Regions from separate parts of the Mus musculus genome. Here regions 1, 2, 3, 4, 5 and 6 are each linked to region 7. A link is a loop called in an ENCODE intact Hi-C map of the cell type or tissue named here. Cell type or tissue: left cerebral cortex. All regions are shown on one strand.

Region 1 (4,000 bases), 750 kb before region 7:
TGAAGTGAAAATCAGAGACAAATACAAAAATACCTGATGTTAAACTAAGCCATTTAAAGCCTGGACACCAGGCAGCTCAGAAGCAGCCGAGAAACTGCCTACTGGGTCACGTTCTTGTCTTTACCGCATATGCTCATACCATTCCCTAGAGACGTTTGAAGTCTGTCACCAATCTGTTCACTTAGTGAAAAAGTTCTCTAGGGCTGGTTCCAGAAAAGGTGATGTTATGTGCACCTTCAACATCTCCAGCATCACCATTACTTCAGCATCTGTCTTATTCATTGCATTCTTAGTTTGCTGGGCACTATCAAAATACTTTCCATATATCTTGATATTTAATATTTACCATGGCTCTTGAGCTGGTATTGTGTATAAAAAAAAACAGAAACAACAATGAGAGTCCAGGTTGATGAGAATAGAACCTAAAGAAGAGTATTTTTTGTGTATCTGATGTCCATCTGTAGAGTCACATGATTTGCTAATCTGGGAGCCACAAACAGCACAGGGTATGGAGTAATCAGCTTTCCAGGAAATGGAAATCCTACACTCAAGATAACAGCAGTGACGTGGTTGCTGAGACTACAGATCTTTCTTCAAATGGGCAGTAAAATGGAAGCAGGTCCTAAGCTGGTCACATAGCTCCGAGTTGAGTCCTACAGACAGAATGACCAACTTTGTCCCTTGTCCCCCAGATCTTCCCAACCGGGTAAGAGAGAGAAATAATGGCCACAAAGTACAACCAGTGAGCTCCTTGTAAGGCATTCTGGTTGGATTGTAAGAAACCCTTTATCATGTGACTCATGAGTACTTGAATTATAGGTAGCAGAAACTAATTTTAATGGCGCTGAATACTGGGCTCCAGGTCTCCCCACATGATATCCTACCAGAGTAATCAGAGACAAAGCTACTAAACTTCAATTTTCTCATCTGTAATACAAGGATTGTAAAAGTTTTCCATCTTGCTATAGAGGAAGAGTAGAAATGACTTCCTTTAGCACGTACTGTCTGTTGGGCACCCTGGTAAGCACTTTACCGCACTGTATGAAGTAGGTGCTATTAAACTCCCCAGGGTAGAGATGAAAACTTTAATTTAAAAGAACTTTAACAACTCGAGGCCATAACATTGTAGGTGTGAGGTCCTAGGTAATGAGGTCATGGACTCCATACTTCTTATCTCAGTAAGTTAAGGGCTGAAAGTCTTTCCCTGGGATGGACAGACTGAGGTCCTCAGAGTTATAAAAGTGTCAATGTTTGAGATTCCCAGACTCCAAGCAGGACTCAGAAAAGGACCTGTGGCATCTTACAACCTGAGTGCTTACAGAGGCTCTGTTCTCATTGAGAGCTGAGCAGTTCTTACTCTGAGGGGGCACAACTGCATTCTTCTACTTAAGCAATAGGTGCCAAGTGTCCTTCAGTGATTTACAGTCTGAGCACACATGGGAGTTAGACTTTGGAGGGATATTCCCTTCTTTAGGGTGGGTGGTTTCCTCTATATCCATCAACTTCTGTACATGTTTTTTAAACATCAGAAGAGGGAATACATACAGACTGGTACCCCTCATTCCCACCTCCAACCCCTGTGCTCCAAGTCAGTCTGCTGATATCTGATATCAATGGACAACAGAAAGATGGACGTGGGCAAAGTCAAGTGGCAGGAAACATGGCTTAAGGTGCCTCTTCTTCCACAAATACTTCCCTCTGAGTTCCAGAAAGAAACATGATGAAGCTCATGAGAAGGAGAAGAAGGAGTCAGGTAGCATAGAAAGCTAAGAGTGAGGCACACACATAAGGATGAAGTGAAGAATAACAGGACAGCCAGTCTTTTCTGGCAATAAATCCATTCCTGACTGCCTGGGCAATGGCTACAGGCCTGCATGGCCTCAGCCAGCAGAGGGCGCCCAGGGCCTTCACATCAGTGTGCTCGAGGACAAGGCAAAATACAGATGTGGGAAAATAGCCTTGGGAAAGTTCTGCTGGGAAGAGAGAGCCCTAAGATGGAAACTGAGAGAGCCTGAAAGTCCAAGGCTGAGGAAGGGACCCAGAGGTGGCATATGCAATTCTGCTCTTTACCTCTTACAATCCTCTCTCTTCCTCTCATCCCCCGACACTGTGTATGTGTGTGTGTGTGTGTGTGTGTGTGAGAGAGAGAGAGAGACAGAGAGACAGACAGACAGACAGACAGACAGACACAGAGAGACAGAGACAGAGAGACAGAATTCATCTGATTTTATTGTTGAGGAAACAGGTTCTCTAGTTGGGAAGTGACAGTAGCCACAGATCACGCTAACCCCTCTGGTTTGTAGTTTGGTGCCTGCCCTAAGCAAATTTATGTTCAAATGAGTACTCACATTCAGGGAATACAGCCAGGATGGAGTCTGTTCTCTTGATCATTGACTAAGCCAGAAACACTTTTAGAGATGAGAACAGGAAGCACTCATGAGCATAGCCACTATGGAACATGATATCCTGCATGTGTATTTGGGTTTGATAGTTTAGCAACAGGGTCACTGTTTAGACCAATGTCTTCAAAATACATCCGTGTGGAAGTCAAGTCTCAACTGAATTATACAGAAACAACTCAGCAAAAAAATTTTTTTTATTTAGTTTTTTCCCCAATTTTTATCAGGTATTTTCTTCATTTACATTTCAAATGCTATCCTGAAAGTCCCCCATACCCTACCCTACCCATCCTGCTCCCCTACCCGCCCACTCCCACTTCTTGGCCCTGGTGTTCCCCTGTACTGGGCATATAAAGTTTTCAACAAAAATTTTAAGCATATCCTAGAATACTGACATTGAGTGGGTACCGTTCTCTGCAAATCTGCATGAATCCAAGTCATGTTTTGAGTATCAAGGGCTACAGCATAAGGGGAGTACTGGATGTTTCTCCATTGGGGAAAACCAAGAGAGAGTAAGGATGCTGTACTGCAGTGTAGAGAAATACAGTGCAGAGTGTATTACAGAAATACAGTGTAGAGTGTAGAAATGCAGTGTAGAGTGTATTACAGTCTAGAAGATCCCATACAATCCAACCCCTTCTGACTCCTGCTGCCCATTCAGGACCATCATCACCAGGTTGTACTTGCTGTCCTCTCATGGGACAGGCTCCCATTATACATCCTCCAGCTGGAATGTGTCTCCTCTCTGGGAGGTTTTGCCTTTTCTCTGCACCTGGGCCACTTCTGTTTACCACTCAGACCACCCAACAGGCCACTGCTTTTAGGAAAGTGACTCAGATTACATCTGTCACACACAGTTCTTCCAAGAAAGGTTTTACAAGTTTTCAGCCATAGATCTACCCATGGAAAACCTCTATTTCTCACTGTGCTGCAGGCTCAGCGTGTCCTCAAACAATGCCCAGAGGGGCTCTGAGGGCCAAACTGTGAAACTGAGTACGGGTAAGTCAAGTATAGATGCTTGATGAGTGTTTCTTGATAACGTGAAGAAAACAAAAGATGGCAGTACGCACACAGCCCCTGACTTTTGATAGATACTTCTCTGATGGTTCACTGTCCAGAATGTTTCCTCATCAGAGAGTTGTTAAAGGTTTGAGTCTAGCCTTTCAACAAGATGACTCAAAATACTTTCTAGTCTGATTAGCTATTTCAAACTTCATGATTGTGGAGAGTTTGGATGTTAAAATACAGAGGTCAATTGTCTTGGGCTATATTTCTTCATTTCAAGAGCATTCATTGCCCATTTGTCTCTTACCTAATGTTTTGTTATCAGGTCAACCCTTCTATAATACATTGTCTTAAATAACCATTAGCTTACATCAATCCACAAGCTATGAATGTCATCAAACAGCATTTGACATCGATAGTGGAGATTTCCTGCCTGTTTCTGTAGCCTGCCTTCATGGTATTTCCACCAATAAATGAATTTTGAATAAATGCCTTTATTTGTGATGTTCTTTTTTTTCCTATAAAAATTCATGAGATCATCTCCATGTTGGAATATGATATTTGGGGTACACTGAGTTCATGTTCCCAGGCCATAA
Region 2 (4,000 bases), 180 kb before region 7:
CAAAAAGAAAGCCTGGGATTCCTGACTATAGAAAAGAATTCTGGAATCCACCACTATGTAATAGAACTAGAACTTACTAAGAAATGGGTTTAATGTAAATTTAAGCAAAGATATTAAGGGAGAGAGGAAAAAAGGTTGCATTTAGTAAAAGGAAAATACATACACACCCAAGATATGGATGCAGGTTTCTCCAGAGAGAGGTGCCCAGTCCTTGCTAAACACCAGATAACATTGTGAATACTGTACAAACTACAAGTGTCCATTTTGCTCTTATGATGAGAAGTTGGGATGGCAATGGACTCTAACATTTCCTGGTTTGAATCATGGAGAGCTTCTGAAGTGATGACACAGAGCAAGGTTAATCCAGAGACTGGGTAGCCAGAGGGTCGTTACAAAGCAAGGATGTTTGTTCAGTGGCGACTGGCTTTGTAGTCCAATCAGATGCTATTAAATATTCATAAGAACATATACTTTGAGTATGTTTTTCTAAAAGCAGTACTAGAGTCTGTATTTTCTGCAGATTTTATAATCCTTCAGACCTCTTTAACCAAACCCCATAGAGATAGAAGTACCAACCTCAGACAGTTGAATGAAGACAAGATAACCAGATTTGCATTAGAGATCAAGGTCAGTAGATCCTTTGTTCTGCTTTGTATAGTACACTACAGGATTCATCAGAGTAAGATGGGCTGTTCAGCCTGCTTCTGATAGACTGTTTACCCATCTGCATAAGGCCACAACTGAGCTACAGACATTCTTGTGTTGCCTTTGCTTCTGAAATTATGTTTTTATAAAAAGATAAAGAGAGGGGGGAATATATTCTATGTAGGTGTAGTCAGGTATAAGGGAATGGGGTGTCTTTGCTGGCCCATGCTGAGGCATCCCTTATCCTGTGGGACCAGGCACAGGATGGTATAGTATAGAATAGAGTTTATTCAGGGCATAGGGAGGGGAGTTAAGGGGGTAGGAGAAACAGAGAAAGGCAGGGGGAGAGAGAGAGGGAGAGAGAGAGAGAGAGAGAGAGAGGGGGGGGGTAGAGGGGTAGAGGGGTAGAGGGGTAGAGGGGTAGAGGGGTAGAGGGGTAGAGGGGTAGAGGGGTAGAGGAGTAGAGGCTAGCCATAAGCACATGGCGAGAGAAGGGGGAAGATAAAGGGGAGAGAGACAGGAATAGAAAGCAAAAGAGCAAGAAAGTGAGGAGGGGGCAAGCAGCCCCTTTTTTAGTGAATCAAGCATACCTAACTGTTGCCAGGTAACTGTGGGGCGGAGCTTAGACAGAAAAAAAAAGAACAAAGGGTGTTCCCAACCAATCTTTCAATGGCTGTTGAAAATATCTGCTCTCCTGTCTTTCTTCTACACTCCATGTTTGTTAAGAGAAGGAGCATATATAGCTTTGCTGAGATAGCTCAGAGCTCCTCAAATCCTAACAGGCTCTTCCTGAACTGCTCAGCATAGAGAAGAAAAGAGAAACAAACCAATAAAGCATAAAGTTATAAAAGGGGGGGGATCCCCAGGAAGTCTGTTTTCACAGACCTAAATCCCCAAGTTCCAGGATTCCAGGTTGATGGTGTCTTTCTGTCCTTTCTGTCTGTCTTAGCTCTGCCACCTGCAACCTGTTCTCCATCCTCTGTCAATCGGGTGCCTAAAATTGGAAAGCATTATTCTCACTGATTGTCCTTTCACAAACTGGGAACCATTAAGATAATTTTGCCCAGAAGTGTTCAAACTTGAAGTGATAGAAAAACTTCATCCAGGTGAAATTTTACTCACCAGCTCCAACCACACTCCAAACACACACATACACACACACACACACACACACACACACACACACACACACACACACACACACACACACAAAACATGTAAAGAAATAGTTTCCCAAAGATTGAGGGCAAAACAGCAGGCATTTCATTTCCCTTTACCATTACAACCTTTGGCCACAAAACATAGCAGCAGACCCCGAAGAATCCCAGGGACCGTGACTTACAAACCGACAAACCACAGATCTACCCTCTTCCATCCCTCACTCCATTGCTTCATTTCCTTTGCAAGATTTTAGATTGAAACCCAGAAGGCAGAGGGTGCTGACTTTCGTAATAGTGCAGGAAAACAGCAGAGCTAAAGCTGGAACCCAGGTCCTAGAGCTGCAGTTGAATGACTGTGTTCTTTCCTGTTGTGCCTCAGCCTGTTGAGACTTTAGCTTCAAGGGCCCTCAAGGTGATATTTTCCCCAGCAAGCATCACCACCTCCTCACTCTGCTCGCTCCCTTTCTTTAGAAATCAACTAACTAACCACCCACACTCATTTCCAACCCTGCTTTTTGGAAGCGGATGTCTGAGTTATATTACACACTGCCCCCGCAGGGACATTTGAGTCCAGGTGGCAACAGAAGGCTTCCTGTGAACTTCTTGCCTAATTCACCACATGGACCTGCCTGCATATACACAGAAGCACGCACAGACATACATATATATATCCATATGCTTAGCTTTTAGCGATACAGGCACTCAGATAGGCAGAGCCAGCAATGGACTAGGAGGTTTGAGTGTGGATGCCATAGTTTTCAAACTCACTGGTCTTCTTTGACACAGTTTTCTTGGCTTTTTGATGTCTCTCCTCTTGTAAAGATCAAATGAGCAAAGAGAGACAGATTGGTATAATGTACCTTGCATGTGTAAAGAGTGATTTTATTCAGTCAAGTTTTCAATATTTTCACATGGATCGGACATTTTCATTGGTTAACACTTAACAAGTATTTCCACTGATCTATTAATTTATTAATGGCTTTTGAAAAGATGCCTTAGTCATTATCTGGTCCTGCTGTCAAGTCAAATCAGTTCTTTGTAAATGCATTTATTCCATAAACACTCACAGAGTACTGGTCATGTACCAAACACTGACTCAAATGACTTCATAATCTCATAGTCTCACGAATGGCACAGCTACAATTAAACCTGTGAACAAGCAGACAAAATGGAAGAAAGCAAAGGAAGGTCACCAAAGGCCTCTTAGATAAAGGGATAACTCTGAAATTTGGACTGGAGATGAAATGAGTATGAGTGGAAATGACAGAAATAATGATTCCCCTAAATGGAGCGATGAGTGAGTGGGAAGAGTCTATAAGTGACTCTGTGGGAATGGAACCAACAGAGAGTAGCCAGAGATGAAGGTGAGTCAAGACTAATCAAGTGGGAGGGAAAATGAATGCTTCTCCAAGTCTCAGCATCTTTGAATCTTCACTTAGAAGAAAAAACTTCACTTAGAACCACAAAGTTCAATCTGAAGGCAGTGACTGCTGAAAAATCAACCTAGTCTTCCATTCTCTGCTGAAACTCCACTCCCCCAGATACTATAATGGCTTCCTTGTCCCCATGCTACTTTGTGTGATTCCAAATAAGTGCTGCTTTGTCTGAACTATGTCCTGCAGCCATCTCTTAAAACATAAAACCCTACCTTCCATTCTGTATTCATGACTATATTTTATTTGTCCTTATGACAGCTGCTATAAATTTGACAATCTACATTGTAACATCTATATTCTCCATGAAAAAAATAGTAACCACACAGGATAAATATTTGGTCCATTCATGCTATATACATGAAAATTATTAACAGCATTTGACACATGGACAATGCTGAATAAAGGCTGAATGCATTCATGGGTAAATGATTCAATTCACCTAAAGCAGTTGCTTTGATGATGCCACATTGTGTACCTTCCAGTGCTGGGTAGCCTCTGGCCTCTGAGTTACATTAGAAGGATATCACCATGGTAAGACTGTGCTTTAGGAAGGCTATTCTTGTTGGAATGCAAGGATAAAGCACAAAGAAGTATTTCTCGAAGCCAGGAGAATAATGACAATGTAACAGCACTAATTTTGCCAGATTGATGATGTTCTAGACCAGGCAGTAATATCAGAGAAGCATACCAAAGGATGTGATTGCCCAGGAGACTATCAACCCAGGAGCTGGTTGCCTACTAATGGAAAATATCATCTAC
Region 3 (4,000 bases), 230 kb before region 7:
AAATACAGGATGGAGACTCTGGGGTCAGACAGAGTTCCTTCACTTCTCAAAACAGTGCATCACCCTGAGGTCCTATTTATGATGCTCTGTGAAATGGGCTCTTGTGATTATGCGAACGTGATAGATGAATAAAGAAATCCACAAGGAGTGCACAGCATAAAGCCAGGGTCTCTGCAGATGGTGCCTGGATGCAGAGAAGAATGGCTGGATGGCAGGCACATGCGTGGTACTGGTTATAAAGATCATTACCAGTCACTGTGCTCCTTCGCTTGTGCATCTTTTTCCCTAGCTCATACCTTAAACAAGACGTAGCTTCTTATCAAGACTTACTTGTGAGGGGAGCACTGCTGCTCTGGACCTGCTGGGCTTGGTTCCCTTCCTACTCCCTCCATGCTGGTACCTTCCAGCTGTGAAATGGAGTCCCTGCTCCACTGGGCTCCAGGGCTGTTGGGGGCCTGCTAATTTCACAGTTCATGAGGCTGCTGTTTCCCCCCTGATTAATGGGGTGCCAGGAGCCCTGGGCAGGGCTGTGACACTAGCCACATGGGGTTCTATCCCCTCTTTCCCATGCTTCCCGGGGAGAGAAGACTAGGCCAGCTTCATGCATATTTATGCAGAGAGAGAGAGAGAAATGATTTTGTACTGCATGCTTTCCAAAGAATAAATAAGATTTCACCCAAGTCCTGTGTATTTCTCTCAGTAGGAACTCAGCATGATTTAGGGGAAGGGATAGAAGGAACCACACACACACACACACACACAGTGATACTCACAGAATAATGAAAAACTGAAAACACTTTATATACCACTGATCAGAGCAGGGCTTCCTTGTGCCACGATGACCCAGGAGACACGAGAGATATTAAACCCTGGAGCATGAACTGGGTTATTTTGAAATTACTCCAGCTTCGCCCTGTAACCCCCAGGGAATTAGAAGAGATAGGTCCAAATTTAGCTGGGCTCTGCCAGCCTGCCTTCTTCTCTAAGTCACTAATTTCACCAACACCCTCTTGCTATTGCTGTCCTCTCCTTCCGGTAAATGCAGAGGGCTTGCCTACCATGACACCCTTCCTAGAGGATTGCAAGAATAGCTTTCATCTCAGGCAGGTCTATACCAGCTATGTCACGTCTACAAAGCAGGCTCAGCCTGCCATGCCTCAGTTCCCCTCATATTCTACAGAACACTCTGACCCAAACTCATTTTAGGAATTCTAGGCACACTCTCCTATCTGACCATGAAATAAACTGATCCTCAGTTGGAGCCAATTCCCCTGATTTATTTTGGTACCGTATATCCTCTAGCTGCATCTTAAATCTTTCTCTTTCAGAAAGACCTTCTTCAACAGTCAAAACCCAGGTCAAGCACTTCCTGTCATCACCAAAATCACACATCAAGGGGTTTTCCTGGATTAATGAAATCAGTAAGTGCCTGACATACATACTGGTACAGATCTCAAGGTTCCAGTCTGATGTCACCCATAAGAGGATAACGTCTCCAAGGACAGAGCTATGCCAGCCATCATCACCTTTTCTCTGAGCCCTAATGACTATTTGTGAAGTATGTGAATGAATGAATGAGTTGCTGACTATTTGTGAGAGCTAAATGAAGAAACAGAGTGCCTGATCTATTTGCAGAGGACTCACACACTAAAAAAAGGAACAGTAATTGAAACTTTCTTTTGCAATAAGCACTCCTCAAAGCCTAGTGACACACATTAACTCATTTCGCCTTACAACAGCCTGGAAATGCATGTGATTTTTTTCCATTTCCCTATTTAGAAATGAGGACAGTGAGAGACACAGACATTTTCTAATTTTCCCTCATAGGTACGAAATATCAGTAGATTTCAAGAGTTGGCGGGTGTGGGCAGACTTGCATCAGAGTCCTGCTCCTGCTCACCATTTTGCAGTGGTATCTTGGCTCCACCCCTTCACCTTCATGCTTGAATTTTCTGCAGCTTCACATTCCCTTGTTGAAGCCCATCTCATGACGTCTTTCCAGATTTATCAGTCTTACTCTTTCACTTGTAAAAACCCCACAACCTTGTACCACATACTATGCAAGAAGAATTGGGGTGGTAGAAGTACAGTTGTTGGAAGAGGGCTCTCTGTAAGCCTCTGACTCTCCTACAAATGGAGACTTCCTTTTCTGGCCATGGGAGAGCACAATGCAGCAATTGTTTCTCCTCCATGATGTACAGGAAGACTGGAGATGTCAGGTAGAAGCCAAGCTAATACAGGTATGCTTTCCCTTTTAGGTTGAGCATCTTACCTTGTCTAAGAGCAGGTAAAGTGCATGGCAGCCTCTTCTCTCTAGAAGAACCTGAGAACACGGATCACTACAGTACTCTACTCCCACCCCAGGCATTGTTCTATTTTCCCTGATGAGGAGCTGTGGTCTTCAAGGAAAACCACGTCCTTCACTGCCAAGGACACAGCTGGAGCCGCACTGAGCCAAAGCAGGCAGCCTGTCTGTCCACTGGGCCAGGCTTCTTCCCCAGGGTGATGAACAGCGCCAATCAGGCGGCACTTAACGTAATTATAATGAAGTGGCTGCATCTGGTCTCTGAAGGCTTCATTCACCAGGGAAATGAGGAGGAAGTGATATCTCTCTCTGCTGACCTCCTTGTGGGACACTTGCAGAACAGCCATGGAGCCAGGAAGCTGTTGACATGGACTGGGGACTGGATTATGGCACTGATTAGAAGGCTCTGATTGCTAGTTAGAATGCCTTTCCTCCCCATTGCATCATTTCTCTGGAGGGACCTCAGTAGATAGAGTTTACATAAAACTAAATCTCTTCTTTCAGTGTGTGTATGGGGGGGAGGCGTGGGAGGTTCCTAAGAACATCTCTTTCCATATGTACCCCATTAGCCATGCCCACCAGTCACATGGTGTTGAACTTCTGGTCCCTGCCACATGTATACTAGCAAAAGAGAAGGAAACTGGAAACTGCAGGTTTAGACCTGGAGAGGTCCAAGTTGCTCATCATAGAGATAGAAAAAGTCCGACTTAAAAAAGGGATAGAACTGAACCAGATTCTTCAAATGCAAGGCATCCCAAGATCAAAGCGTGGACAGTCTGTATTCTTGTTAAACCAGTATCATCGACAAAAAAGGGAAAGAAAAAAGAAAAAAAGAAAGACATAAATGAAGACTAAAAGAGAGTCAGTCAACTTGGCCTAGAACAAGGCACTCTCTGAGGACTACTGAGAACGGCATTCATGCCTGTACCTTCCCTGTCCCAAGCACTTTTTAAAAATCCTACTACTGGCTGGTCTCAGAAAGCCATGCATTATGTCTTTGCTGTCTTTAAAGCTACAGTCTCTAAACTTCCAGGAAAGATAAAAGTCAGTTAAGTGCCCTAGTCTTTTTCCATGTACTAGTAGACAGTTATATATTGAAAGGAGACCTACGGTAAATGAGGTAAATGCTTTTGTAAAATAAAGAACTGTTTAAGAAAATAATGTATCAGTACCTGATTTATCTATTTGATAAGCTGTGCCTTTTATAAACAAAAAAAAATTTTTTTAGACGCAGGGCACACCAGCCCTGCTTGGACCAAATGGATTCTTAACTGTTCAGGACAGGAGCTGATGCTTCGAGGGTGTGCTACAGCTACAGGTGCCTGGTTTAGTGAAGGCAGCTGCAGGTACCTGATTCCTCAAAGCAAGCCTTGCTGGGTGTTTGAAGAAATCCCGATGTCATTGATCAGATCTGACCAAAGTCACACAGCTTCATATTATCTTGTACGTGGTGATGAAGCCTGGTATGAAGGTGTGCCTGTCACAGTACCTAGTAATTTTCATGACAAAATATTTCTCAAGATAGCCAGGGGTTTCTCACGGGGGCTAGGAGATCCAGATTCATCAGAGCTCCTTAAGACAGCAGTAGTGTATACATCCACGCCATATCCACGCAATGGCTCTTTCTTTTAGAAATTGGGAAATATTTAGAAATAACATCGTTATTTTCAGAACAACGTTGTTTGCTGGCTACTT
Region 4 (4,000 bases), 380 kb before region 7:
ATGGTTTTTATTAATCCTCTTTATAGCACAATTTATTTTCCTAGTGAGAAAGGCAAGGAATGTAGGGAAAAACAGCACTGTTTGTCTGAGAGCATCATGATCATAGAAGGTGGAGCCTGGGTGAAGACCCAGTTCGTTTGGCATGCACAACCCAGTGAGAAGCATTGCATCAGTGGGAAGCAGTTCCTGCAGGATTTCCCATAATGTGTGCTTATCTATTGCCACACCTATACCCAATGCCATGCTTTAGATCAACCAAGATGTCCACTCCTATGCTCTAGATGTCATTTGATCATCTTTTTCCCCTCAGACTAGAAACCACTTCTAGACTGTATCATTTAAACTGTACGCATCACTTAAAAGGGAGTTCTCTTTCAACACCTTCATTCCATTGGGTTTATAACACTTTGAATTGCTCTCTGCCTCAGAAGCTTCTGTAGAGTTTGGTAAAAATACTTTAAACCCTACCTATAATCTATTAAATAAGGATGATGAGATAGGGTTGAGAAGAATGATTTCAACGCAAAATTTCTCTTATCCACAAATTATTAACTTTTGTTCCTATAAATGGAGAATCATGGCAAGGTCTAAAAATCAGATAGATTCAAAGTGTAAGAATAAATGAGGGATTGAATGATCACCTAACTAGGATAGTCACAGTACACTCTCCAAGGCCAGGCTCAGAGAACATTACGAAGAGGCTCAGAAAGAATATATGAGTCAGGAGACCTGGAGAAGAACTGCAAAATACTACCCTTCGAGCCTAACACTGTCATTGCAAACATGGTCTCACAGCCACCACTGTGGCCCACACTGGGTCTGTATAGGACTGGGTCTATCAGCAGTTTTTCTTGAGTCAGTGAGAGAGTGGTTACACCCTACCTCTCCATGTTAGACTATTCAGTATCAATACATCCTAAGAGAGGGATATTCATTATCTCCAATCAGCATTGAAAGGTAAGCACATCAGACTCCAACTGATAGCTCCAAACTCGTGGACACACTTAGACTCTGGTTAAAGCCAGTGAGTAAGAATAGAAAGGAAAAGACGTGAATTGTGAAGTGGGCTTGTAAGAAGGAATGGGAGAAAAGGGTGGGATGAGAGTTAAGAGAATGTATTATATATGTATAAAATTGGGGAAAAAAATAAAGCAAAAAAACCTCAAAGTTGGGACTGAGGAGATCGCTCAGTGGGTTCCTTGTTTCACAAGCAAAAGAACTGTGTTTGGATTCCCAGAATCAACTTCTTAAAACTATAGTGCGATGCTGCAGCACACAAACCAGTTGGAGGTCTTCAGGTGCATTGAGAGTCTGTGATTCCTTAAGTAACATGGAGAGGGAGAGAGGAAGGTATTGGACATCAATATTTGGCATGTTCATGCACAGGCAGACATACTTCAGACACGCACACATGCTCACGTATGCACAAACATTCATCACATAAATATACCCCCATCCACAATTAAAAACACAATGTAAAGCTCAATACCTATTGGAATCTGGGCTTATGACTCTAGTCATATGTGAAATACATTCTTTCATTTTTTAAAAATAAACCAAATAAAGGCAGTAATATTATTTTTTTTACACATTACACATTAATTAGGACTCTACATAAAGCCAGAAACTTCATCTGGAGTCATGTCTTTATCAGTTAATCAGGAAGACAATGGATGCAGAGAACGGTAACCTGTCTCTGAACCATCACTTTTACTATTGCTCTGCACCAGGCACACCACGGTGGAGGTTCTCAAGGATGTCTGGTTGCCTCAAAAGCCAACCAACCCTGCTGCACTCTTTCCGATGAAGTTCAAGCTTCATGGAACAGCTTTAAAGCACAACCAAATTAACTTATGTAGATTTTCATTATGCACTTGCTATGTCAAGTATAACTCTAATTCAAATATATCACATCATAAAGCATTAGCTGAGGCTATACTTAGGAAAAACTGGTTTGTAGCTTAGTCACCCTTTAAGTAGTCTTTGTTAGGCTACAAATCCACTTGGGTCTCATCTGAGCATCCGGATATCTAAGAATGATATTGCAGTGCTTTTGATCCACTGTAAGACATATCAACTTTTATAGGCTAGCCTGGGAACTTTACCCCCTTGTGTATACAACATGCTTGTCTTTGTGAGAAAACGCCCCAAGTATGCCAAAAGCTCTCACAGATCAATTGCTGGCAATACAGTGTGCTCCTAGGTTGGGGTCCTAGCAGTTGTAGAACAAACTTACTAGAGATCTGGGAATCCACAGGGCTACATGAGCTGGACAAAAGGCGAGCCAGCTGAGAGCTATAAATAGCATGCCAAGTCACCCTAATAAGCTTCCTACCCACTGGGGCCTCTCCAACAGCTTTCGCTTTTGGAAACATGAAAGCAGCTGAAAGGATTGTTTTCCCGAGAGCTTTTTGGCTGCCCTGAGCATGTCAGGGGACTTTGCTGTTTCTAATTATCTCCCTTTATGTTCAGGCCGAGACTTGTTAATACAATAAAGTGGCGTTTCCAGGACACGCTCACAACGCTGAAACATTTCAAGGTGTTTTACAAGCAGAAGATCATGTTAAATCAAATCAAATAGCAATTAAAGATTAATACTGGTGTAAGAGAGCTGTTATCATGGTCCAGCAGGGGCCTCTGGGAGAGTTGAGGTTTCCTCCAAGCCGCTGTACTCTAGCTTCCACTCAGACTGCTTTGTGAGGATGGAATAGAGGGAAGAGTCTTGGCCTGAGTCTTGGGGCTCTAGAAAATCTATGTTGGAAAGCTATTAAAGGAAACTACAGATTATTTCTGATATTACAATTGGAGAAATTCCTAGAGGGAAAGGATGACCTTGTATCACCTCAATTAAAAACTAGAAGGTAATAAATAAAACAATTTAAAAAAAATAATGCACAGGATGAAAGGTATAAGGTACTTGGTGCTTTAACAAAAATATTCAGTTCCTGGTATCTAGCTGCTGTCTAATTTTCTTTGAACTTTATCTCTGCTATCTGCTTACCATGGAATGAAGTAAGTCCTTCAAAGATGTCTCTATGGAATACTGTGCATGATGAATGTATTTGGAAAGTGGGGTTTTGTGGATGAATGTAAGTTCACTATTAGAAGCTGAGATCATCCTGGATTTAGGATAAGCCCTAAATCGAATGTCTACATCCAAATATGAGACAGTATGGTAGAGAAGACTAAAGCACTGAACTTGGGGTCAAATACACCTGGGTAAAAGTTCTAATCCTCCAGTTGTATCCTAAGGGGTTAAATCTCTCTGAATTTCAGATCCTTTTCTTTCATATGTGATTTCAAAGGTTAGATTTGGGCCTGCAGAGATTGTTTGTAAGTGCACTTGTTGCTGTTCCAGAGAAGGTGATCATAGTTCCCAGCAGCACTATAGAGTGACCTATAATCACTTCTAACTCCAGTTACTAGGGCCATGATGCTCTCTGCTGACCTCAGCAGGCATCCACACATATATGGCAGATACATCAACAGTTACTCATACAAATCAATTAAACCAATAAAATAAATTTTACAAAAAGATTAAAGAAACCTTTATGTGTATTTGGCACAAGAACTCCATTTTACAACATCAGCATTCCTACTTAACAAATTAGGAGCTTGAGATGAAGGGAAGAGAAGTGTTGGGGTGGTGCTGGCAGCATCAGTGCTGAGCTTTGGATTTAGGGACTTCCAAGCAGGTGTTCACCAACACCTCGTTCTCTTTCGCAAGTCTCACTGCTGCACCAGCAGGGTCTCACCAAAACCGTTTACTGAATGAATGATAGGAAAATAATTCTACTCTTTTCAAGAATGAAGACACTTTAGAGTAGCACATACATTTGAATTTGTCTTTGTTCAGTTTGCAGGCTCTTCTGGAGACCTCTACATCCACATCTGATCCAGACTTCTCAAGTCTCAGCTGGTTTGAGGACCTGTGCATCTCAGGACGAGGAGTATGAAAACAAACATCTTCTGCCTAAACCATCATCTTTCAATTACAGAT
Region 5 (4,000 bases), 370 kb before region 7:
CAGGGATGTTAAAGAGGCTGTTGCTATGGCTATCAGACTGGACCATATGAAGCAGGTACCTGGGTGTGGCTTCTGACAACAAAGACTGTTCTTGCACCACCTCCATGGCATTTGCCTTAGGTAAGATGGTGTCCATTTCCACCCAGATTGTTGGTACAGTCTCCTATCTATTTTTCCGAATTCTACTATTATTCTGGTGATACAGCTTTCAAGCACAGGAAGTGTGACCTTTCTGCCACACAGATCTGAAATGATCACTTGGCTGGTCTCTTGTCACCACAGCGAGTCAGACCAGTGTTCAAGCCCTCGTTTCGTATACTTTATAGTCAATGAAGCGGTCAAGATGTGATCCCCATGCTCTTCCTTCCTTTGAATCAAAATGATTTCTCTTAAGCACCCCAGAGCTCGTGTCTCTAGCTGCATATGTAGCAGATGATGGCCTAGTCAGCCATCATTGGGAAGAGAGGCCCCTTGGTCTTGCAAACTTTATATGCCCCAGTACAGGGGAACGCCAGGGCCAAGAAGTAGGAGTGGGTGGGTAGGGGAGCAGGGAGGAAGGAGGGTATAGGGAACTTTCTGGATAGCATTTGAAATGTATCTAATATCTAATAAAATAAAATAAAATAAAATAAAATAAAATAAAATAAAAATATCTAATAAAATAAAAAAAGAAGAATATACAGTGTGCCAGACCTTCTCCTCTACCTCACTGTATCTCCATCTCACTCGTTCTAGAGACTCCTTATTCTGTCTTTTCCTTTATGAAGCAATCTTGTGTTTCACAGCTCAGTTCAGATATCCTCTATCTCAGGTTCTCATCTTCTGTCTTTGCATGTGTGAAAGCTTCTGGCCTTTTACTACAGTCCACTCTCTAAACAACTGCCTTCCCCATCAAAGAACGAAACCAAATGAAACTGTTTTACTTCTCTCTATTTGTGGGTTCATTTTGGCTGAGAATCTCATAAACTGAAATTACCTTAGTCTTAAAGCTAGTACCCTGCTTAAAAGCTAGTCACCTCACTAGCCTGGAACAATCTGTCTTCTCTGTTTAAAGTTTCCTATGATTTCTTTAAACATCTGCTATAAAATTATTCTTCTTTGGAGAAACACTCTTGATTGACACACCCTATATATCCAAAAACCTTACCTCTAGGCCTCTTTTGTTATAAGCATGTGGCTCCTATTAGATTACCTTGACTTTTCTTTCAAAGGGAAAGTTACCTTGTAATCAGAAACAGAGTTGGAGACCCACCAAAAACATTACAGAATCATGGTTAGCTCCACTGTGGCTTCAGAATTAGATGGCTGTGATGTTCTTCACTAGTTTGAGCTCTATACCTTAACAAGACCTCAGGAGCAGAGGCTACCAGTCTGCCTCATTTTCAGTGTAGTACCTTAAGGCAATGAGTTCCAGCTACAGCCCCAACTAGAGAAAGATCAGAGAAAGAAAGAAAGAGAGAGAGAGAGAGAGAGAGAGAGAGAGAGAGAGAGAGAGAGAGAGAGAGAAAGGGGAAGGAAGGAAGGAAGGAAGGAAGGAAGGAAGGAAGGAAGGAAGGAAGGAAGGAAGGAAGGAAGGAAGAGAATCCAAGAGAAAATTACTGTTTCTGCTTTGGTCTGTTACATTTTGGATTAAAGTTTCAAAATTAATAGGTTTAAAAAATTCTAGCATTTTTACATTTTTACTTTCTCTGTGGTATTGGGAACCATGATAAAGGAGAAAACTGACCTTTTATTAAACTCATGTTTCACTGAAAGAATGAATATAAGATTAATCTCATGGGATAGGGCCCATCCAACTAAGATGTTGAAATTTACTTTTGATTCTTCTCCCTGCCCCCTCTGTTTTTCCTATTAGGTGAAGATGAAATATGCTCTTGCCTCTGGGGATGTCAACACCAGGCATGCAGGGATTTCAATGCATAATAAAACTTGTACAAACAACACTTTTTAAATTTTTAAATCAATTAAAGATATAACAGACTTCTGAGGTGGTAGGACCTCGCTGCCGAGACAAGCTTCTCACTCTTGAAGTGAAGGGGTCCATTCTGAAGTCACGATTTGTTTATCATTTACATCTTTCCAGGAACTGTATTAAGGGATTGACTGAGATGATTTCATTTCAACCTGGAAACTACTGTTAGAACAAACTGTGACAAGAAAAGCCACCATTGTTTGCCCACATCCACACTTCCAGGACTCACCACTAGGGGTGTTTAGCTCTAAAGACCATGAATTCAATGCTTTAGCCTGGCCTGGGTTACTTTCAGCAAATCCACCCACCTCAAGTCCCTTTTGGAAGTAGGCAGTATATAAATAACAGAAGGATAAATAAATACAACCGTGCACAACATATTGTGATTCACCCACATATTTCTTTTTAAATGAATTGTTCTGTTTGTCCTCAAAAGCAATCATTGTGGTTTATAAATTCTGCTCTACTTTGCAATTATCTGGCTGAACAGTATTCTTACAAACTGATGCATCATCATTTACTCAACCATTCCCCTCTCTTTGGATACTCAGGCTCACGTTAATTTTTCAGTATTAGAGATTCTACATTCAGGTTTAGAGCTTCATGTCAAATGCATATTATATATGGTGTTATAACAGAGAACAATGAGGATGTCTATTTGCAGCCATAGTATTGGTAACGAGGACACATACAAATATGGAGAGAGAAGATGTGGAATGAGTTTACTGGCCTAGGAGTTGCTTGGTTGTCTCTATGTGTTCTGTTTCCTTAAGGAGGGTCATTGCATTATTTACAAGGGTCGTCACCCTTGGGTAAAAGGTAAAAGCAGTAAGCAAAGCATCATGACTAATTCTGAAACACATAGCTGCACAGATGCCTTGAAGGTGGATTTAATGTGGGTGGAAACCAAAGAAGGAACATCTTACTGTCTGGAGCCATGTCTTATTGACCCTGACAGTCCAGAAAGTCATGCTGTTCCTAGTATTGCAGTGCATACTAAATAACAAGTGAAAAAGGTCCCAGAGATCCGAGAGGCCTCAGATGAAATTTATTCAAGCCAAGCAGCATAATCTGTTGAATAGATAGAGACAAAGCATCCTGTCCAAGGCTTTAAGTGTTTTACAGCCCAAGCCAGAGATGACCCGGAGTTGTCTTAAGTTCTCTCTAATTAGACGAAGTAGATGGCTATCAATTTGGCTCGCCATGAATGAAATGAAAGACCTTTTTCAATCTACAGAAAAGTATGTTTCACTGAGTGGCTGTGCTGTAACATATGCCCTCAATATCTATATGTCCTGCACTACTAACGTGTTCTCATGGCAAGTTTCCCTGAGCTGTGGTATACAAAGAACATACTTGCTTTAATTCAATCTTGAGCCTATCATGGCAAGGTATACTCTAGTTTCTTCTACTTCTGTTTATTTCATCTCCTAAAGATGTGTCTTTCACTTATGCCATTGTTTAAATTCCAGTAGAGGGCAAAGTTCTGAAATAACCTCTAACATTTCCATCCCTCCATAGAATCTATGACGTTCTCTTTAATATGGATGGTGACTGTAAATATGGTATTCCATGATTAGGTTACATTATATGACAGAAATGCAGACATATCTAGGACAAGACAATATTCTTATCTCGGTGGACTCTGAATTCATCAAAAAGGAATTTGTCATTGATAGGTCTGGCCAATTTAGGTGAGCCTTGAAAAGAGATTAGGACATTAAGGATGGAAATCAATATGAATATTTTTCTGATGAGCTTGTAGAATTAGATTTTGAGTTGTCTATGAAGGTCAGGTGCCAAAGCCTTGTGAGTAGCCTTGAGATTTACAGTGGTCCCTGAAATCAACTAGCAGGAAAGCAGGCACACTGCATCTATAGATATATGGAAATGCATTCTGCCAACAACGACATGAGCTTGAAAGAGGTCCCTGTACCTCAAAGGAGTCTTAGCCTCCAATAGCAACCATAGCCTTGTAAAGCCCAGAGCAGAAAGCCCAGCCAATGTATTTTCAACTTCCAGGACCTA
Region 6 (4,000 bases), 420 kb before region 7:
GAAGTCAACTTAGAATAAGGGAGTGGTGATAATGGCTAATAAAAGGTAACACTGTCAATGCTTCCTGCTTGCAGAACACTGTACTGACCCCTGTCCTGCTGTCTCATTTAATTCTCACAGTCCTACAAGATTAAGAAATGAGCTAAGAGTATAAGTATCATTGGTTTCATCAACAAGTTGAGAAATCCTACCGCTGGCCTTTGAATCTAGATATGTATTGATTCAAACTCTAGAGCGTGAATTCTGAATTACACACATAAGTGTGTGTGTGTGTGTGTGTGTGTGTGTGTGTGTGTCATATGAGTAAATATTTGCCTGAATTTATGCCTGGTGTCAATGAAAGCCAAAAGAGGGTGTCTGATCCCCTAGACCTAGATAGTTGGAAGCCATCATGTGGGTATTGGAAATTGAACTTTCGTCCTGGGAAGATGAGTCACTGATGTTTACTACAGAACCATCTCCTCATCTCCTCTCTCTCTCTCTCTCTCTCTCTCTCTCTCTCTCTCTCTCTCTCTCTCTCTGTCTGTCTGTCTCTCTCTGTCTCTCTCTGTCTCTCTCAGTGTAATGTATATGTATGTATAGTATTTGTATAGTATTTGTTTTCTTTCAGGATTTCATGGACGTGTGTGCCAGCCAGCGGCTAGTGTCAGGTATTACCTTCTAACATATTTTACTTTATTTTTCTGAGAGAGTCTCTCACTGATGCCATAGGTCATTGGTTTTTCTAGACTTGCTGGCCAGCCAGCTCCAGAAATCTTTCTGCTTCTGCTCCTTCCTCAATTCAGGTTACAAATGCAAGGAAGCATGCCTGACTTTTCTAGGTGAATGTTAGGAATCCTAACTCAGGTCCTCGTGGCAAATTGCCAGTCACCTTCTCCACTATGTCACCAGCTGCTAGTTCTTCCCTTTAACGAGTATTTTATCATACATAAAACATACATTGTACTGGGTTTCACTATAACATTTTCATGCATGCACATACTCCTTCACACACTCCTTTTGTGTTGCTCTCACATTTTTTTTTCTCTCCCTCCACATCATTCATTAAAAAAATAATAATAAGTTCAGTTGTTCCAACATAGCCATTTTTAGGCTGGAAGTTGAATACTGGGCCTGTGTGTTACCTCAAGTGGTCAAACACACAACTAACATGAAAAAGGCCTTAGATTTGAGCTCCAGAACTATAAATATGGGGCTTCCCTTTCAGTCTGGCTCTCTCCTGAACTCGCATTTACACTCAGACGGAGCCCCAGCTTCCATCCATTATTTTTTTAACCTGGACTTACCACACCTTCCTTCATGTTGCCCCCTTTAGCTGGAAGACCATTTATCTTGTCTTACCTCTCTCATCTCATTACTAAAAGAAATACAGGCCTTGTCCCTAAATCCCTATCCATCCTATTTCAGTTTATGGTGTAAGGCCCTCTTTCTGTCTCAGGGTAAATAACTCACTCTTCCCTGGCAACCTTGCAGAATCTTCTTTTGGGTCCCACTGGTTTCAGGTTAGTCAGTTGTTACGGTCTTTAAATACGCCTTTCCCAATGCCCACCGAAAACATGATGTCATTGAGGGTAGATTAGCACTTACTGAACAAGCATTTTTGACAATTTTTATGCATTTCCCTAATTTATATTCATCACTCCCCTGTAAGGGAGGAATTCATGGTTTTAATTTTAAAGACAATGTGAGTATTTTAAATTGTCTTGTGACTAGAAGTATCAAGACTCTTTCAAGACACATATTTAGTAAGTGTGAGAGTATAGATTTGAATCCTGTGGATGGGTTGGTCTCTGTAGCCCATGTCCTCTTTACCAGCTCATCCAACTTTAATGCTTGTTACATTTGAACTTTTCCCAGAATTTGATTTCTTATCCTGAGCTCAGCAAATGTCAGATTCACATCTGAAAGTATGAATTTACTGGAAAAGTTCAAATGTGAAGCAGAGTTATAATAAAGGAAAGACATAGCCAGGAGCATCATGGGTAGCCAATGACCAAGAGGCAAGTCTGATGATCAGATGCCCAGGGCATTAGCAAAGATTCCAGGAGTTACCAACGGCTTTAGGGAATCCTAAGACTGAACAGCTGAAGATATATTTGCTTTAGATAACCCAAAGGGGCCAGCTGAGGAAGAAAGCAAAATAGCAAGGCTTTACTGGGTATTGAGAGCTGGGTGGGGGATGCACGGGTTGTAATTATTCTTCTCATCTCATAATCTCCCTTTGGAAAACATTGCATGCTTCCTCCTCACATACTCTCACTGGCACTGAGGATGCTGAAAGTCCCTTGGCATCTGGAGCTGAGAGCTAGAGATGGGGATATATCTTCCCCACCACAGTCACTTCCCACAACTTTCTTTTTCATCCAGACAGCCTTGGGAGCTTGCAGTCCCCAGAGAAACTTGGCCGTGATCCTTCTAAGCTTTCTTCAAATGGCAACTTGTGGGCTGTGGGAAGTTTGTTCAGCTGCCTCTGCTCTCAGCATCTACACCAGGGACTGTATGGCTACACGGATTGATTTGAACCATCTTGAAGAGACAAGACTAGGAAGACTAACATGATACTAAGGTCTTACACCTCATAGCATAAATGAATATTTTTAAGTTGACCCAGAAATGTATATGTGTATGGGGTACAATGTAAAAACCTTTACACATGTAATTACTATATGTCGATTAATTCAGGGAAGTTATTACTTCCGATCCCTCACCAAACATTTATCATTTCTTTTGATTTAAAAATGGCCAATATCTTTTCTTTTAATCACTCTGAAAAATGGAAGAAATTATTGCTAACCATGTTACTACAGTATGTTATAGGGAACTAGAACAAATTTCTCCTCTCTAATGACACATTCATATGCAATGAACAATCATTTCTGATCCTCCTGCCCCCTTCCATCTCCAAACTCCAGTACCCAGCACTCTACCCTTCTGTGAGATCATATATTTTTAGCTTCTATATGAGTGGGAAGATGTGTTGTTTGTCTTTCTGTGCCTAGCTTATTTTACATATTATAACATCCTGCAAGTTTTAAAGTCTAGTGTTTCTCTTACTTTCAAAATGACTAACACATAGTGGATTCTTGGATTTTTCCCATGATTTACAATGAAGATACTGCAGTTTGGAAAGTAGGCATTTTCCCAGAGTCATGAAGTATGCGTGGAGGTACAGAGTTGACCGTGATTGACCTTATTTTAATCACTGAGTGATGCTTCCTGAAGCCAGGGATGGTGTTCTAGTATACTCAAGGTCTCAAAGGAAGGAGGCAGCATTGAGATTAGATCCCACCTCTTCTTGGGTTACATAATATACTTGAACTTGCTATGTTTATACATGTTAATGTGAAACTATTCTTTCTGCATGTATGATGAAAAAGGATTTAAATGACATCCTTATTATCATATGACTTGTGTAGGTTCACATAGACTTTACTTTATAATATGTGGACATACTTTATAAGGTAACATAAATAAATGAAGCAAAGCTTTGCAAAGCATTTAGCACAGGGAAGAATGCATTCTTATTACTAGTGCTATTGTTATTACAATTATAAAGACATTTCCACACAAGGTCTACACAAATTTAGAGATATGTCCTTTCTCCTTACTGTGAAGCATGCCATCAGCCATAGTCCACTAGGCAAGCTACAGTGGTATAATACATAGATTGGATAACACCAATGAGCACCTTCCTCAGCAACATCAATCATACATAGCTTAGTGTTTTCAGCTATTCTTCATGTGCTTCTTCACAGCATTCAGTCAGACACACCGTGATAGGACTTACACACTGTATTTAATGTTTTTATTGCCACTAAACTGGGAGATACCAGAGTTTGGCTTTATTCACGGCTTCATCCCGAGTATGTGTCACAGAGATGGTGCTATGCAAACATGTGATGGACAGAGGGAAACTAGGAGAAAGAGAAGGAGAGGAACGAGGAAAGAAGGGGGAAAGCACGTGTAATAAGTAATCTGAAAGAATAAAGTAACAGTGATC
Region 7 (4,000 bases):
CCTGATCCACTGCAACTTAAAACATAACAAAACAAAACAAAATCCTGTTTACAATTATCCCCAATTTACAATTTACAGCAGGATGGACACTGAAATTTGACTGTTATTTAAATATATCACTTAATGGCTGATAGAGTAAAAACATTGCTTGAAGCACAACATTATTTTGAGATAGTCTCCCCCTTTTCATATCAGAATCTCTCACAACTGAACAACAGAAATGATATTAGAAAATATTCTGGAGTCAGGATTCTCATCCAGAGACATAGCTCTCTTGTAACCACTGTTCCTCCTTCCAAATGATGGGTATGGATCTTTAGAATCAAACCGGAAGGGGAAAACAGTCACAAAGTCTCTATGGTCATATGTTCCCTTTCTAATGTTTGGACAAAAACTGCGCTCTGTGAGCAGTGACCTCACCATCTTCCAGCATGTTTGTATTATAACCTTGGGGTCAGCACCTGAGCTGCTGGACAGCTCCCCCAGCCTGTCCCTACTTTTCTATCCTTGCCTTTTCGAACATTTTTAAAACGAGACTCTCCACAAAAGCACAGATTCCTCATTGTGCACTGGTGACATTTGAAGGAAACTTCTTCAGCCCTCTGTGAACCATTCTCTGATTAAATTCTCTGCTTGCAGCCACCCTCGGTTAGGTGCCTAGTCCTTTAACCCACCTTTGAGTATCAATTTCTTTGAAGACTTCCAGAAACTGTCACTGGAGTGACCATTGGACTGATCACCTTAGCATTTTATATCATATATTTCTCTTCCACCTAAGCTGGTCAGTTTCTTGCAAGGAATATCCTTTCAGGGATCTAGCATCAGAATTTTGCCAGATATTTCCAGGTGCATTTAAAGATGGGCTCAAGGACTGTCTTTCTTCACATCCCTACTGGCTATTCACAGCAATGTTGTCCCGTCAGGTTTACACACTAGAGCAGATTACACAGAAATGATGTTTACTCAGATTTAGCACTTTTTGTTCTTCTTTGACTAAATCAGGGGAGGCTGTAAACACTGTGGCCTCTTGACTATCACGGACAGAAGAAAGGATTACATCTCCCTATTTGTGGGCATGAAAGTTAAATCCAGGTGCAGACTGCAGGGTTACCTGGCAGCGGACAAGGACTGTGTGACACACAGGTTCACCTCAGAAGCCCTTCTATCCTTACCAACATTCCAATGTTACCAACAATGGAAAACAGAAGTGAGAAGCACAAGGAGTGAGTCAAAGTGGCAGAGTAGGTCAGAGCACTTCAACTTCATAGACACTTTACACTAAAGAATTATTTTAGGGCTCATCTACCCACTCATATTAAAGCACAGAGACCTGAGTTTCTGGAGGAGTAAATGACCTATTCAAGGTCACTGTGAGCCATAGAAGAGATTACTAGATCCTAGCACTAAGTTCCCATGTTACATTTTAGCATTCAAAGTTCCTTCAAATTTTCTTCTATAATCTTCAATGCACATAAGCTCATTTTTTTCTGCTATGCAAAGTGTCCACAAATTTCCTAGAATCTATAGATATGACTTTCTTCCCTGATGTCACGTCATCTCCGCACTCATAGGAACCATGGAGCAGTATGCTGCTGACATCCCAGAATCCTAGGACTTTATTATTTACTTCATGTATCACTTTCAAACCCTCCTATTCAGCTCACTGACACAGTGGTGATCCCTACAAAGATGTTTTTTCTTCTTGTTGATGACTAGAATTTTTCTCTATCCAATACCTTGTCCAGTATAAATAGCACACTTTGTTCAGAATGCCAACTTGACAATTGCCAAGAATATAAGCATCCAAGAGATTAAGATCTCAGTTCCAATCCTACACTTATAGTTCCACTTTCTACTGGAGTCTTTAAGAACGTGTCCTCATCTACCAAATGGGATAGCAGTAGTTCGTTTCCCATATTATTTTGTGTGAATTAATAATGCATGGTAAGAATAATACTCCCAGCATGACATTAAAGATTCAATAACTACTTGCTATTCTTTGATCACTTTTAGGGACATTTTACTTTGTCAATGCCATTGACATAATCAGATTCAAAATAAGAGGTCCAGACATTGAAAGTTGGGAGATCTTAAACATTTAAAATGAACTCCCTTCTACAGAAAGCAGGTCTGATTTAATGGGAGAATGTAGATACAAAAAGGAAGGGATCTAAAGAAAATGAGTTCAATCCCTCAAGAATTACCAATAGCAAAGCTAATAAGACTAATTAAAAAAAAAACAGAATGAAATAAGAAAAGATGACTTTAGTGACTAAGGATGCTAGACAATGTGTGCAGAGAATTATACTAAGGGTCCCTAACTAGGTGTTTGTATTTTTTGCAGCCATTAATACAATCAGCAACTCTGAGCCCAGGACCCAAGACATGGCAGGGAAGGTTTTGCCAGGCAGCATCCTCCCCTAGTGGTGGCTCCACACTCCCCACTAGTGGCAGGATTTGAGCCCCGATTTTGTGCACACAGCTGTTACCCCTCCCTAAAAAAAAAACAAAGTTGCGGTGAAAATCTAACCTAAGGGTCCAGAAGCAAATGCTAGACAGCAGGCGTAAAGGTTCAGAGGTGCAATGGCGCTGCCTTACAAGCTTGGGGAAGAGGTGAGCATAAATAACTCACACTGCCCACCCCCTCCTTGTGCTGCCACCAGCCCTCATTGCCAGCCAGCCTGGCCCTCTCCGAGCTCATTGTGCACTCCATGTTTACATGCAAACAGTCTAAGACCAACACAAATAAAAAGCCCACGTCTCCCTACACAGCTCCTGCTATACCCTGCCATCTGCTGAGTACCTCGCTAGCCAAATCCCTGTCGGGAGCTCTTGAGCTGCCAATGCAGGACTCTGGGGTGGGAAGAGGGGTGGGGGTGGGAACCCAGATCCCTGGGTGGGTACAAAAAAAGCTTAGTGCAGCCAAAGAGGTAAGTATCAGGCCATTCTAGGGGGCAGAAGTTCTCCAATCACCCAGCTCCCGGCTGCGCATTAGCACAAGGCTCCAAATGGAGAGAGTATCAGGGACTCTCAATCTTATTCTGTCCGAGGAGCTCAAAACTTCCAGCTCAGGATTCTGTTGACTTTTACTGAGGTAGTCATCCTCTTGAAAGCCAAAGTTTAAAATGGCACGAACTGCTAGCTCCAGAAATTTGCGGGCACCTCTATATCTAGCTGGCCCTGATCCTCACATATTTGATGAACTGGAAAGCTCTGGAGTTCTGACTGACAGTGGAGACACTACTCATAGGCCTGCACTCTTTCTCCCTCACTTGGATGAATATTCAAAAATCTTGAAGGGGAGATATGTCAGAATGGACGGAAAGGGGCATGATTGAAATAGGTGGAGATCACTTTTGTATATTGGGAGAGAACATACATACACAAACTCAAGCCTGAGGGAGCTTGGTGCTCCCAAGAACTCCACCTAGACCCTCTGTACCGACTTCCTCAGACGTGAGCTGCATGGGTGCACATAAAAAAACACTACTGTGAGTCTGTGTACATGAGTCTATGTGTCCTTTGCATGAGAGAGAGAGAGAGAGAGAGAGAGAGAGAGAGAGAGAGAGAGAGAGAGAGAGATTGATTGAGATTGAGCCATACTGCCACCGGAAGTCTCCCGGGAACCCACCAGTAGTTTTCCTGCTTTGCCTCCACTAGAAAGCTCCACATACTCATGTAACAACCAGTCAGAAAAGCATGGTGCCTCCAAACCTAGTGGTTAGGTTGGCTGCTGGCTCAAATGCGTAAAGGAAAGGGAAAGGAGGGAGGCATTAGCAAATACAAAAACCATCAGGGCTCCCAGAAGAGTGAAGTCTAGTCCATTAATCTGAAAGTCTTTTCCGGAGAGCAAAGAGTTAATACGGAGCTTCCAGGTTGGCTCCTAAGTATGCCAACCACTAAAGCCCGCCACTTCGCGACACTAGAACAAGATTCAGATCCCTCCCAAAACAAGGATCCTGCAGAAGCGTCTCCACGCGAGCCCTTGGCGCCTCTCCCG

What was found. Hi-C counts contacts between places; a loop is a spot of excess contacts. Peaks named below come from ENCODE experiments on the same cell type or tissue, not always from the same donor. Only the 100,000 strongest peaks of a DNase experiment are listed, where the experiment ranks them.
Region 1: a loop joins it to region 7, with 5 times the contacts of the local background. A loop is called at or near these places in 10 of 42 quality-filtered maps.
Region 2: a loop joins it to region 7, with 2.1 times the contacts of the local background. A loop is called at or near these places in 3 of 42 quality-filtered maps.
Region 3: a loop joins it to region 7, with 2.3 times the contacts of the local background. A loop is called at or near these places in 2 of 42 quality-filtered maps.
Region 4: it touches region 7 in a loop (3-fold over the local background); 2 of 42 quality-filtered maps call a loop at or near these places.
Region 5: it touches region 7 in a loop (2.1-fold over the local background); 2 of 42 quality-filtered maps call a loop at or near these places.
Region 6: it touches region 7 in a loop (2.4-fold over the local background); 2 of 42 quality-filtered maps call a loop at or near these places.

Annotation. Positions count from the first base shown.
Region 1 is chr4:65,653,027-65,657,026 of GRCm38, forward strand. The region is part of intron 13 of Astn2 (astrotactin 2); the gene reads right to left. Among named protein-coding and RNA genes, the nearest start is that of Gm31533, 27 kb to the left of the region's middle. In left cerebral cortex, a CTCF peak has its summit at 1,881 (motif pointing right); a DNase peak (open chromatin) is centred at 1,895.
Region 2 is chr4:66,220,782-66,224,781 of GRCm38, forward strand. All of the region lies in intron 2 of Astn2 (astrotactin 2), which reads right to left. Among named protein-coding and RNA genes, the nearest start is that of Astn2, 180 kb to the right of the region's middle. In left cerebral cortex, no CTCF peak of the experiment used is centred here; DNase peaks (open chromatin) are centred at 2,330 and 3,166.
Region 3 is chr4:66,169,212-66,173,211 of GRCm38, forward strand. All of the region lies in intron 3 of Astn2 (astrotactin 2), which reads right to left. Among named protein-coding and RNA genes, the nearest start is that of Astn2, 230 kb to the right of the region's middle. In left cerebral cortex, no CTCF peak of the experiment used is centred here; DNase peaks (open chromatin) are centred at 1,827 and 2,844; H3K27ac peaks cover 771 bases.
Region 4 is chr4:66,023,207-66,027,206 of GRCm38, forward strand. The region is part of intron 5 of Astn2 (astrotactin 2); the gene reads right to left. Among named protein-coding and RNA genes, the nearest start is that of Astn2, 380 kb to the right of the region's middle. In left cerebral cortex, no CTCF peak of the experiment used is centred here; a DNase peak (open chromatin) is centred at 2,363.
Region 5 is chr4:66,031,821-66,035,820 of GRCm38, forward strand. All of the region lies in intron 5 of Astn2 (astrotactin 2), which reads right to left. Among named protein-coding and RNA genes, the nearest start is that of Astn2, 370 kb to the right of the region's middle. In left cerebral cortex, a CTCF peak has its summit at 2,193; no DNase peak of the experiment used is centred here.
Region 6 is chr4:65,974,085-65,978,084 of GRCm38, forward strand. The region is part of intron 6 of Astn2 (astrotactin 2); the gene reads right to left. Among named protein-coding and RNA genes, the nearest start is that of Gm31533, 350 kb to the left of the region's middle. In left cerebral cortex, no CTCF peak of the experiment used is centred here; DNase peaks (open chromatin) are centred at 2,379 and 3,040; H3K27ac peaks cover 1,893 bases.
Region 7 is chr4:66,398,821-66,402,820 of GRCm38, forward strand. The region is part of intron 1 of Astn2 (astrotactin 2); the gene reads right to left. Among named protein-coding and RNA genes, the nearest start is that of Astn2, 3.7 kb to the right of the region's middle. In left cerebral cortex, a CTCF peak has its summit at 2,437; DNase peaks (open chromatin) are centred at 2,471, 2,680, 3,151, 3,754 and 1 more place; H3K4me3 peaks cover 1,608 bases; H3K27ac peaks cover 590 bases.